2 separate regions of the Homo sapiens genome follow, and region 2 is linked to region 1. A link is a contact called in ENCODE Hi-C or POLR2A ChIA-PET data. All regions are on one chromosome and are shown on one strand. The core of a region is the stretch at or near the end of the contact, and the rest is flanking DNA. Distances in the headings are between cores, read along the strand shown.

The links. A loop is a pair of places that touch in the nucleus more often than their neighbours do. ChIA-PET counts read pairs that join two places held with the same protein, here RNA polymerase II (POLR2A). Pooled maps may share reads with other maps.
Region 2: a loop to region 1 is called in a pooled map, with 2.5 times the contacts of the local background. The contact joins the promoter of LINC03057 here to the promoter of HOXB-AS2 in region 1. A Hi-C loop is called at or near these places in 1 of 50 pooled maps. POLR2A ChIA-PET finds 5 or more read pairs at or near these places in 6 of 52 experiments (A549, CD4-positive, alpha-beta T cell, HEK293 and 3 more).

The regions. Positions count from the first base shown.
Region 1 is chr17:48,554,073-48,558,909 of GRCh38, forward strand. HOXB-AS2 (HOXB cluster antisense RNA 2) reads left to right here and starts at 2,085. Exons shown (of 2, transcript NR_046610.1): 1 at 2,085-3,286. It overlaps HOXB3 (homeobox B3), which reads right to left. Exons shown (of 5, transcript NM_001384749.1): 3 at 1,459-1,546.
Region 2 is chr17:48,644,969-48,649,805 of GRCh38, forward strand. LINC03057 (long intergenic non-protein coding RNA 3057) reads right to left here and starts at 1,884. Exons shown (of 2, transcript NR_186590.1): 1 at 1,637-1,884. LINC02086 (long intergenic non-protein coding RNA 2086) reads left to right here. Exons shown (of 8, transcript NR_189645.1): 1 at 1-1,394. RefSeq lists enhancers at 1,421-2,089, 1,528-1,577, 2,468-2,677 and a silencer at 1,798-1,977.

The DNA.
Region 1 (4,837 bases), core at 835-3,334:
ATGGGTCTGCAAAGCAGCAGGTCCTTCCAGGGAGAACCAGAGTTCAATTGACCAGGCTGACCCAATCCCTTTATTATTATTACCATTAGCCTCTGCTGATTTAACCAAAATTAGCTTCCAAGCAGCCCTGGCTGAAGGGGGAATTAATTAACAGGCATTAGTTGTGGTTGTTATTAATAGAGAAGAGAATGAAATAAAAACGTTGGAGGGGGTTGGCTGGCTAGGCCCTGGCTTTATTTAGTCTGATTGTTACAGCAATAATAATGATGACGATGATGATGATAGTAATAATAATAAAACAATAATTTAACTAGATGCCTGGGGCCGAAATTCCTGCCGCTCCCCTTGCAATAAACCCCAAACCATCGCGGGACGGAGGCCAGGCGAGTGTGGAAAGCGAAGGAGCCAGAGACGCGATAGGAAAGAATGGAGACTCCGCCGGTGGTGCAGACAGGGCTGGGAAGGTTTGTGCACCCGGGTAGTCCCTGGCTGCTGCTGCCAGGCTGCCTCAGCCGGTCGCTGCTGCCGCGGCGACTGGCGACAAGCTACCAGCCACCTACGATGGCCCAAGGAGGCGAAGAAGAGCAAGCGATCAGGACACCAAAACGGTTATCGGAGGCAGGTTCCCAGCACACCAGCCGGCCGAGGGCCGAGCCCCGCGGGCGGCAGCAAGTTTTGGGAGCTGGAGGTAACCGAATTAAAAGGCGCCTTAGAAACTCCGCTTCGGGACTTTGCTCAGCAGGGCTCCGGGTTGGAGGGCGCCGAGGCCTGGCGGACGGGACAGTGGGAAGAGAGAAAGGTGCTAAGGGGACCCAAGATCTGGGATCCAGAACAAGAGGGGGTGGGGAACAACTCTACCAAGCCAAACAGATCTATTTCCCTTGCCTCCATGTTGGAAAAATTCAGGTTCCATATGGCTCCTCGGGAGGGAGGGAGGGAGACGGTGGCTGCCGGCTTCCCCCCAGGGTCTCGCTGGAGAAGGGAGATGAGCCCCCCGCAAGAACCCCACCTTGCCAAGCACACCCCAGGGAGAGCCAGGAGAGTAACAATAGCTGGGGAAGCCCCGAGAGAGGGGATAGGCCATCTTCCAGGACTTAAAAAAATTAATGGGAGAAAGAAAAATAACAAGAAAGGAAGACAGAGAAAGGTTGAGACTTTCTTAGCAGCCGCGGAGAAAATTCAGCCCTGGATCTGGCTGCTGAAAGAAAAGAGAGAGAGGAGAAAAGAGGAGAGAAGCAGGAAGAGAGAGGGGAGAGAGAGAGGGAGAGAGAGAGAGAGAGAGAGAGAGAGAGGGAGGGAGGGAGGGAGGGAGGGAGGGAGAGAGAGAGTCGCTGCGTGGAAGGAAGCTTAAAGCTTGTGAACTCTTCTTGAACCGAGATTGGAGTCATATGGGCCATAAATCATTGAGACATACTCTCCGCCATTCACAAACTGATAGCCTATTTCAGTCCAGCTTACCTTAGCCACCGACGAGGGGAGAACAGGCAGACATAATATATATTCACATCGAGCCCCAGAGCGAGCGGCAGGCGACAAATCTCCCCTCCTTGAAGGCAAAGGAAAAAAAGACCACTGTTTAAAGCTGCGTCGCCCCCCGCCCCCCCGCCCCCGCCCCGCAAAGCCACCCCGGCTGGGGAGCCCGAGGGGCAGACCGGCCAGAGGAGCCGCGCGGCGTCCGCTTCAATTCACTCGGCTTAGGAGCAGGGGTGCGCAGGAGGGAGGGGGTGGGGGAGCGGGAAAAAAAATAGAAGACCGAAAGGTGCCGGGCGGCTCAGCTCGCCAGAATCCAGCTCCGGGCTCCAGCAGGGCTAAGCCGCCACAGTGTGGTTGCCCTATAAGACTGGTACGCCCTACTCTCCGTAACAATGGCCTCTGCTTTTGCACAGGGAAAAAAAACCACACAGACACACACACACACTCACTCACACACAAGCTCACACCCCCCCACCTCTCCCCCTTTAGCAAGCTTAGATGCCTGATAAGGAGGGAAGGTGATGGTGGTGATGGGGAAGGGGGGAAATTTTAAAATACCCGCCTCCCCAAAAAAAGAGTAAGAAGAAAAGAAGGAGGGTTTTTTTTTTTTCCTTAAAGAACAGGTAAAAATTTAAATCTAGATTGGAGGGACAGGGAGGAAGAGGTGAGCAAAGGCAAGGAAGGGCGGTGAAGTTCACAGCTCCCCCCATACCCCACTAGTGAACTATTATGCTAATATGAGAAGTAGTATTTGGAGGCTGAGTCAAAGGCAGGCCTGGCCCGGGGGTGAGGGTGCCGGGTGCCCCTCTGCACTCATTCGCAATTGGAACACCAGGACTTTTTTAGAAAGTAGTTCTGGGTCTCCAACCCTCACACTCTGGCTCCCTCCTTCTGAGTCTCCAGCCCCGGCTTCTTCCCTCCACTACACCCTCTCTATTCCTCCCAAATCTCCCTCCAGTCTCCAGGCCCAGTCTCTAACCAAGGGAGAGGGAAAGACCAGAACTTAAAAAAAAAAAAAAAAAAAAAACACCCCTCCCCCTTTTTCTTTTTGAGAACAGACAACAAGCGGTGAGTGATGATTTTAAAAACTCTGAACATCTTGCAGGGGGAGGAGGGTTGAGAAAAGGGTGACAAAAGGAGGACTCTGTGTTTTAGTTTGAGCTCCAGACTGGCTGGCAGTAGACGGGCTGAAAGAACTTCATGGATAAGTTTCTGTTATGATTCTCACCTCCGAATAGGCAGAAGGGGCTAAGAGGTGATAAGGACATTTGTACTTCTAAGAAGAGAAGAACTAGCAGGGTCGCTTAATTTTAAATGCACTGGCAGAAGAGATGGAAGATGGTTATTATTATTATTCAGAACAACCCTGTTTGTTTCTCTCTGCCCTGCAAGATTTATGACTCTTGGCACAAGTGAGGAAGGCCACAAAAGCTAAAGTTTTCTTAGGGTGTGTTTGAGCAGGGCAGGAAAAGGCAAGGAGGAGGCCTGTAGGAGGAAGACAGGAGCCAAAAATGTAGGTGTCTGCAGATTTGGGACAGGGGGTGGGGAATAGTCATTCCGGGAGGAAGGAAAAGACAAAAAGAGCACCAGGACATTTCCCAAAGCAGGAGTGTTTGCAACTCTGCCTAACTGCTGACTCGGAGCTAGGGGATGAAATAGAAAGCTGACTCTTTTCTCTAAAGGCAGCTTGGAAAACTGGTCCTCTTAACTTCATGTAAGGCACTACCCTGTGATTTCCTGGTTAGAATACTTGGCTTTTGCCTTCTCCCATCTGGATGCACCAGAAGAGGGAACGGGACTGGGGACAACAAAGGTGAGAGTTGATTTCCAGCTTTTGTGTTCCCTCCAGCATAGGTTGGAGGTGTCTGGCAAAGCTTCCCTCATTCCCTCTCTCTCCCCACTCACAGGCTCTACTTTGGGATGAGATAGGGAGTGGCCCCTGGCCTCCAGCCCCTACTTCTTCCAGGCAAGGCTAAGTCAGGCCAGGTGATTTGGAGCAGCCGGTTTCCAGGGGCCCTGATAAACTGGGGGTACCTATGGCCTTCCTGCCCTCCAGCAACAGAAGCCACTTGCAGAGCCTCAGAATGTAATGTCCTGAGGACCCCACCTCCCACCTAGAAAGTTGACAGCTGGGGGGAAGCACGGGTTGGGGGACATGGGGATGGAGGGTGGGAGCTATTTTTCTGTGTTTATTAGCTATTATTCTGTGTTTATTAGTATTTTTCTGTGTTTATTAGTAGTATCAAGAAAATAAAACATCCAAGTCAGACCTAGACTTGGGGCTCAAGCCAGCCTGGAACCCCAAAGAGACCTGTTAGGGGTGCCTGAGCATGTGGCTGCAAAAAGTCTGTCCTGAGATCTCTACACTCTGGTTAGAGACCTACAGGGTCAGACCCCATGTAACTTTGAGCTTGGTGGGTCAGGGACTCAGGCCAGGGAGGCTTCCAGAGGCTTAAAGAAACCAGTACCTTTGGGGTTTTTTTTTCTATCACTCCCCCAAATAAAAAAAAAGCCAAGAATGTACCTCAAAACCTCTGCTGTCCTAGCTGTTACTATCATTGGGTTAGAGAAGGTCATTGTAAAACTGAGAGAAGAGGAGAACCTGATCGCTTTTGGGACTGCGCAGCTTTGCCTCTAGGAATAACACGAGAGTCCAGAAGGCACCCAGGCAGCCTCGGGCCGGCTGCAGGAGAAGCGGGCCTGGAGCTGAGCTGGGAGTGGAGGAGTGTTCCAGAGACAACAGCAGACCCCTCCCTTCCCCAAGCCTCCTCAACTCTTTGTGGTCCCTCGGGCTACAGAAGGCAGTGGGGCATAGTGGGGTGGGAGTGAAAAAGAGGACCGAGAAGCAAGAAAATGAACCTGGAGAAAATCTCAGAGGACATATACCCCCAAATGCGGTAGGAGATGGAGTGGGGGCTTCTTAATTCTGGAGTACAGAGCCCATTTGGAATACTTGGGAGGCAATTAGATCCCAGTTTAGTTTCTGTCTTGCCTTTTTTCTTCCATTCTCAGAGGTCTCTGGCGAGCAGGCGGGCTGCCCTCTGATTAGGGCTGGGAGGCTGGAGGACGGAGGGTGGAACAGGCACCCCTAAGGGCCCCTGTTTGGACTGAGGTGTTGCTGCTAGCCAGGGGATTTTCAAACTTCAGGGGATAAAGGCTGGTAGTGAGGAGTTTGAGCAGGGAACTTGGGGTGGGGGACGCCAGAGCAGGCTGAGGGAAGACTTTGGGGTCTGGGAAAAGAGAAGCAGGAGAAGGGCTTATCATCCCTGAGAGTGAAGCCATGATTTCGGAACAGACTGGAGATACAGAAGAGGGAACAATTTCTTCTTGGATTTGGGAGGGAAACCTGGAAAACTGTGTGTGT
Region 2 (4,837 bases), core at 634-3,133, 91 kb after region 1:
GGCTCTTTCTAAGGGTCTCTGAGGTCTCCCACAACACCTTGCTTGGACTAGCAAAACCTTTCTTTGCATTTCCTCTGGGGCACTGTGTATGTGTATCCCTGTGTAGGGTGGTGTTCTAAACCACCGCAGAAGGTGAGCAATTCTCCTCCCAGCGAGCCAAAGGCTATATGTTTGGGGTGGAGGAGGCTTCATCCCTTCTGGACTGGAGAAATGGGGACTTGGAGCCAAGTGCGCCAGACTTTAGGGAAAGAGAGGAGCTCCAGCTCCAAAAGGGATTTGGAGGGAAGATCCTATCAGGAAAGGCCCCCCAGACTTGCTTCCTCAAAGGGTTAGGGAAGTGCACTGAGAAAAGAGAACTTTCACTTAACTCTTCTCCATTAGGCATCTTTGTGCTTCCATTTGTACTGGAAAGCACAGTCCTGGGCAGTCAGTTGCACATTCCGCCTCTGGTATGTGGACTATGTGAAATATACCATGCAATGTTCTACTTTGCGAGGGGGGAGGCATATAGATGAAAATATGAATTTCCCTTCTACTGCCTTTATTATTGAGCACAGTTGGGAGCACATAATTTCACATCTCTTTCGCATGTCTGTATAAATCCTCAATCTTTAAACGGTGCTTGACTACTCCGAGAGGCACAGTTGCTGTCATATAAGATTCCTAGCCGACTCCGGCGAGTTACTAATTCCTCTCAGACTCCACAATACCCACGATGCACGATGCACACCCCTTTATGCTTGCTTTTCTTTACATGCCTTTTCAAAGGCGAATAATTTTTGTATTGACCCATGAGTCAGTCCATACAGTTTGAAATCCTTTGGATGCCCTCTGCCCACTCCCATAAACAACAGGTCCCTCCACAAAAATGCACATGCCCCGTTTTTGTGAGTGTGGGTTTCAAATAAGATGGCGTCTCCTGGCATTCCTTAGATTCAGATACACGCTCTCTCAGGCAGGAGGCTGCTCACAGTCCAGAGGGGAAGAAAACCTATGAGGCCCCCAAAAGCCAAAGCAAGAGACTCCCCCAAGTATTCTGCCCCCTCCACGCCAGGAGGCAGCTAGAGAGACAGCGCGCGGGAGAGCTGATTCTGCACCTTGGGGAGCTGGGGGCTTCTGTCTAGACCAAGAGTTCCAGGCCAATTCCTAATTTCCGTTAGGAAAAGTGGCCCTTCTTCCATCCCAAGCGATTCCTCACCCCCAAGGCTGCTCAGGGCGTCTGGCCCTTGCCTCTCTCACGGCATCCGCCTGGAATCCGGGGTTGTGAGCAGGAGGCCCAGGACGCAGGGCCTCAGGCTGGGCGGGGCACTGAGCACTCGGCTCTGGGGAGCCAGGGTTTCCGGTAGAACGAGGGGAGGCGACCCCCTTTCCCCACACACACACCTGTTGGAGAGGTAGGGTCGGGTGCCAGCGGACAGGGAGGCCAAGGCGTTTTCGGGTGCGCCCCGAGGCCCTACCCGGGAAGCTGCCTCGGTCTGGAGATCAAGGTTAAGCCGGTGGCCCCGGGAAGCCCACGCCTGCCACGGGCGGTTGGTCCTGAAAGCTCGGGCCACGGGGCTGCCCAGCTTGGAGAGGGGCCTTTCACGCCGCAGTCCCCAGCTGCGAGAGGAAGGGCTGCGCCCGCCTCCTCACCTACCTCTCGGAACCACGCCGTCCCCCGCGCGTCTTCGTAGACTGCAGGAGTCCAGGGCGTCTGGGGACTGTGACGGCGCCCAAGGCGGGGGATGTGGCGGCTCTGGGTCGCCGCCTTCTGCCCCCGCCTCTGTGAGGCCTCTCGAGGCAGTGTCTGTGTCTGGGGCAGCGACGCCGACGGCGCTGGGGGCGCGAAGGGGCTCACGCTCCTGCGTTCCCCTGGCGCCGGTGAGTGGCGGGCGAGGACAGGGTCCGGGAGGGGGATAGGCGAGAGCGCTTCCTGCCTCCGCCCGGGCGGGGCTCGGCCGTCTCACCTGCCCCCACCCACGGCGCCGTCGGATCCCAGAGCGGCTGGTGAGGAGATGGGCCTGGCGCGCCGCGGGGAGGCCAGAGGCGCGGAGGAGCAGCGCCCAGATGGCCGGAGAGAGCAGAGAGAGAGAGAAGAGAGAGAGAAGAGAGAGAGAGAGAGAAGAGAGAGAGAGGGAGAGAGGCAGAGAGGGAGAGAGGGAGGGAGAGAGGGAGGGAGGGAGGGAGGGAGAGAGAGAGAGAGAGAGAGAGAGAGAGAGAGAATATGAGAATATGAGAATATAAAAGGCAAGAGAGAAGCAGATCCAAGGGCGCGCCCAGAGAAACATCAAATGCACAAATAGACAAAAGAGGTAGAGGAGAAAGCTGAGTCCCAGGGGCTGAAAGAAGCCATGGGCGTCTGAAGCGAGCGACAAGTTATCCTTGGGAGTTGGAAATGTGAGAGGGAGGGGCGAGGCCGAAGGAGGCTGAGAAGGGGAGGGGGCGCTCACACCCTGGGCGGGAGGCGACTGATCCACACTTAGGGCTCCGAATCCGGAGAAAGAGAGCGCCGGACCCTCCTCCGCCCACCTCCCGCCCCAGCCGCAGCCCAGCGACTTCCCGCCATCCTCGGCCACCGAGCGGCTCCTGCCTGGGGTTGTTCGACCGGGATGGCTGCACCAGGCTGAAGGTTGTCCCTCTACCTGCCTCCTTTCTTCTGTTCCCTGTGCCTTACATGGGTTCCTCCCTATTCTATGAACCCAGAGGGAACGACCTTGGCCAAGGTTAGAGAAGGAGCTTGAAAGTTTCACTTTCCATCTTAGCCCTCAGGACGCCTTTGCGTTTTGGCCCTTCGTTAGCGTGCTATCCTGGAATTGCAGGCTCTTCTCTTTATTTCTGAGACCCAAATAGAGGTTTAACCTCCTTAAAATCAGTGAAACTACGACAAACAGTGGCATTCCTGGCTGTCTGGTCTCTAAGGAGTGCCCCCCCTCCCTGACCTCAGCCCTGAGACCCTGCTTCCTCCTCAACCTGCATGGGACTGGGGACACCCCCTCACAATCCAGTCCCTTCCTGCAGGTGGTTGTCCAGGGGGCATGTAGAGGTGTGCCTGAGCTCTGTGTCCTAAGCCTGGCTCTGCCACTGACTTCAGCCCCCACCCCTTCTCCTTTTAGGCCTCAGTTTTTCCTCTGTAAAATGGGCAGAGTGATTTTACAAGTGATTTTACCAAGTGAGAACTGTTGAAATATCTTACTATAATTGTGGATTTGTCCATTTCTCCTTTCAATTCTATCATTTTCGGTGCTTCATATATTTTTGAAGCTCTGTTATTAGGTGTGTACATTTAAGGTTGATGTGTCTTCCTAGGTGTGTACCACATTTAGATTTAGGATTGATGTGTCTTCTTTTTTGAGATGAAGTCTTGATCTGTCACCCAGGCTGGAGTGCAATGGTGCAATCTCGGCTCACTGCAACCTCCGCCTCTTGAGTTCAAGCGATTCTCCCACTTCAGCCTCCCGAGTAGCTGGGACCACAGGTGTGTGCCACCACGCCCAGCTAATTTGTGTAGTTTTAGTAGAGACGGGTTTTCACCATGTTGGCCAGGCTGGTCTCGGCTCCTGACGTCAGGTGATCCGCTTGCCTCAGCCTCCCAAAGTGCTGGGATTAGAGGTGTGAGCCACGGCTCCTAGCCATGATATGTCTTCTTATGCTTTGCTTCTGCAGCCTCCTCTCATTTGCAGGTTCTGTTGAGCTTGAACCGCTGAGAGAAAAATGCATCCAAATGGGAATTTTATTCTATATCCACGTAAACATGAATATAGAAATATGACAAAACTAAATTTTGCTTCCAAAATGTTTTTGTTTTGTTTTGTTTTTGTTTTTTTGTTTGTTTGTTTTTTCTGAGACAGAGTTTCGCTCTTGTTGCCCAGGCTGGAGTGCAATGGCACAATCCCAGCTCACCGCAACCTCTGCCTCCCGGGTTCTCCTGCCTCAGCCTCCCTAGTAGCTGGGATTACAGGCATGTGCCACCATGCGCAGCTAATTTTTTGTATTTTTAATAGAGACGGGGTTTCTCCATGTTGGTCAGGCTGGTCTCGAACTCCCGACCTCAGGTGATCCGCCCGCCTCAGCCTCCCAAAGTGCTGAGATTACAGGCATGAGCCACTGCACCCGGCCAACGCCCAGCTAATTTTGTATTTTTAGTAGAGATGGGGTTTCTCCAGTTCGTCAGGCTGGTCTCGAACTCCCTACCTCAGGTCATCCGCCCGCCTCAGCCTCCCAAAGTGCTGGGATTACAGGCGTGAGCCACCATGCCCGGCCCCAGAATTTTTTCTATTTGGGTCTATTTTTCTACTTTTTCTTCACTTTTTGTTGATATATAGTATTATAGAACCTAATATTAAACCTCTGGCTCAATATATTTTTGCATAGATCCCATCTGTGTAACCACCACCTAGATCAAGATGTTTCCGGCTTACCAGAAGGCCCCATTGTAACTCCTACCAATCAATAGCTCTCTGGTCAATCCCTCCATACCCCCTAACAATTATTTGGCTTTCTATCACCATAGATTAGTTTTGTCTAATCCTTCAACTTCATATAAACATAAGTATGTATTCTTTTGTCTGGCTTCATCTGCTCAGTATTACTTGTGTGGGACTCATCCATGGTGTTGTATATGGCAGCAGTTCATTCATTTTATCATTGTGTCATATTAGTTGTATGAATATATTACAATGTATTTAACCTGTTTGGCTCTTGGTGGACTTAAGGGTTATTTTCAGTTTGGAGCTATAATGAAAAAGCTGTTATGAACATTACATCTGTGTCTTTTGATGGATGCCTGGACTTGGAGACCCAGGAGTGGAAATGCTGGATAACAGAGTAGGAAAATGTTTGTTTGTTAAATAATGACAGT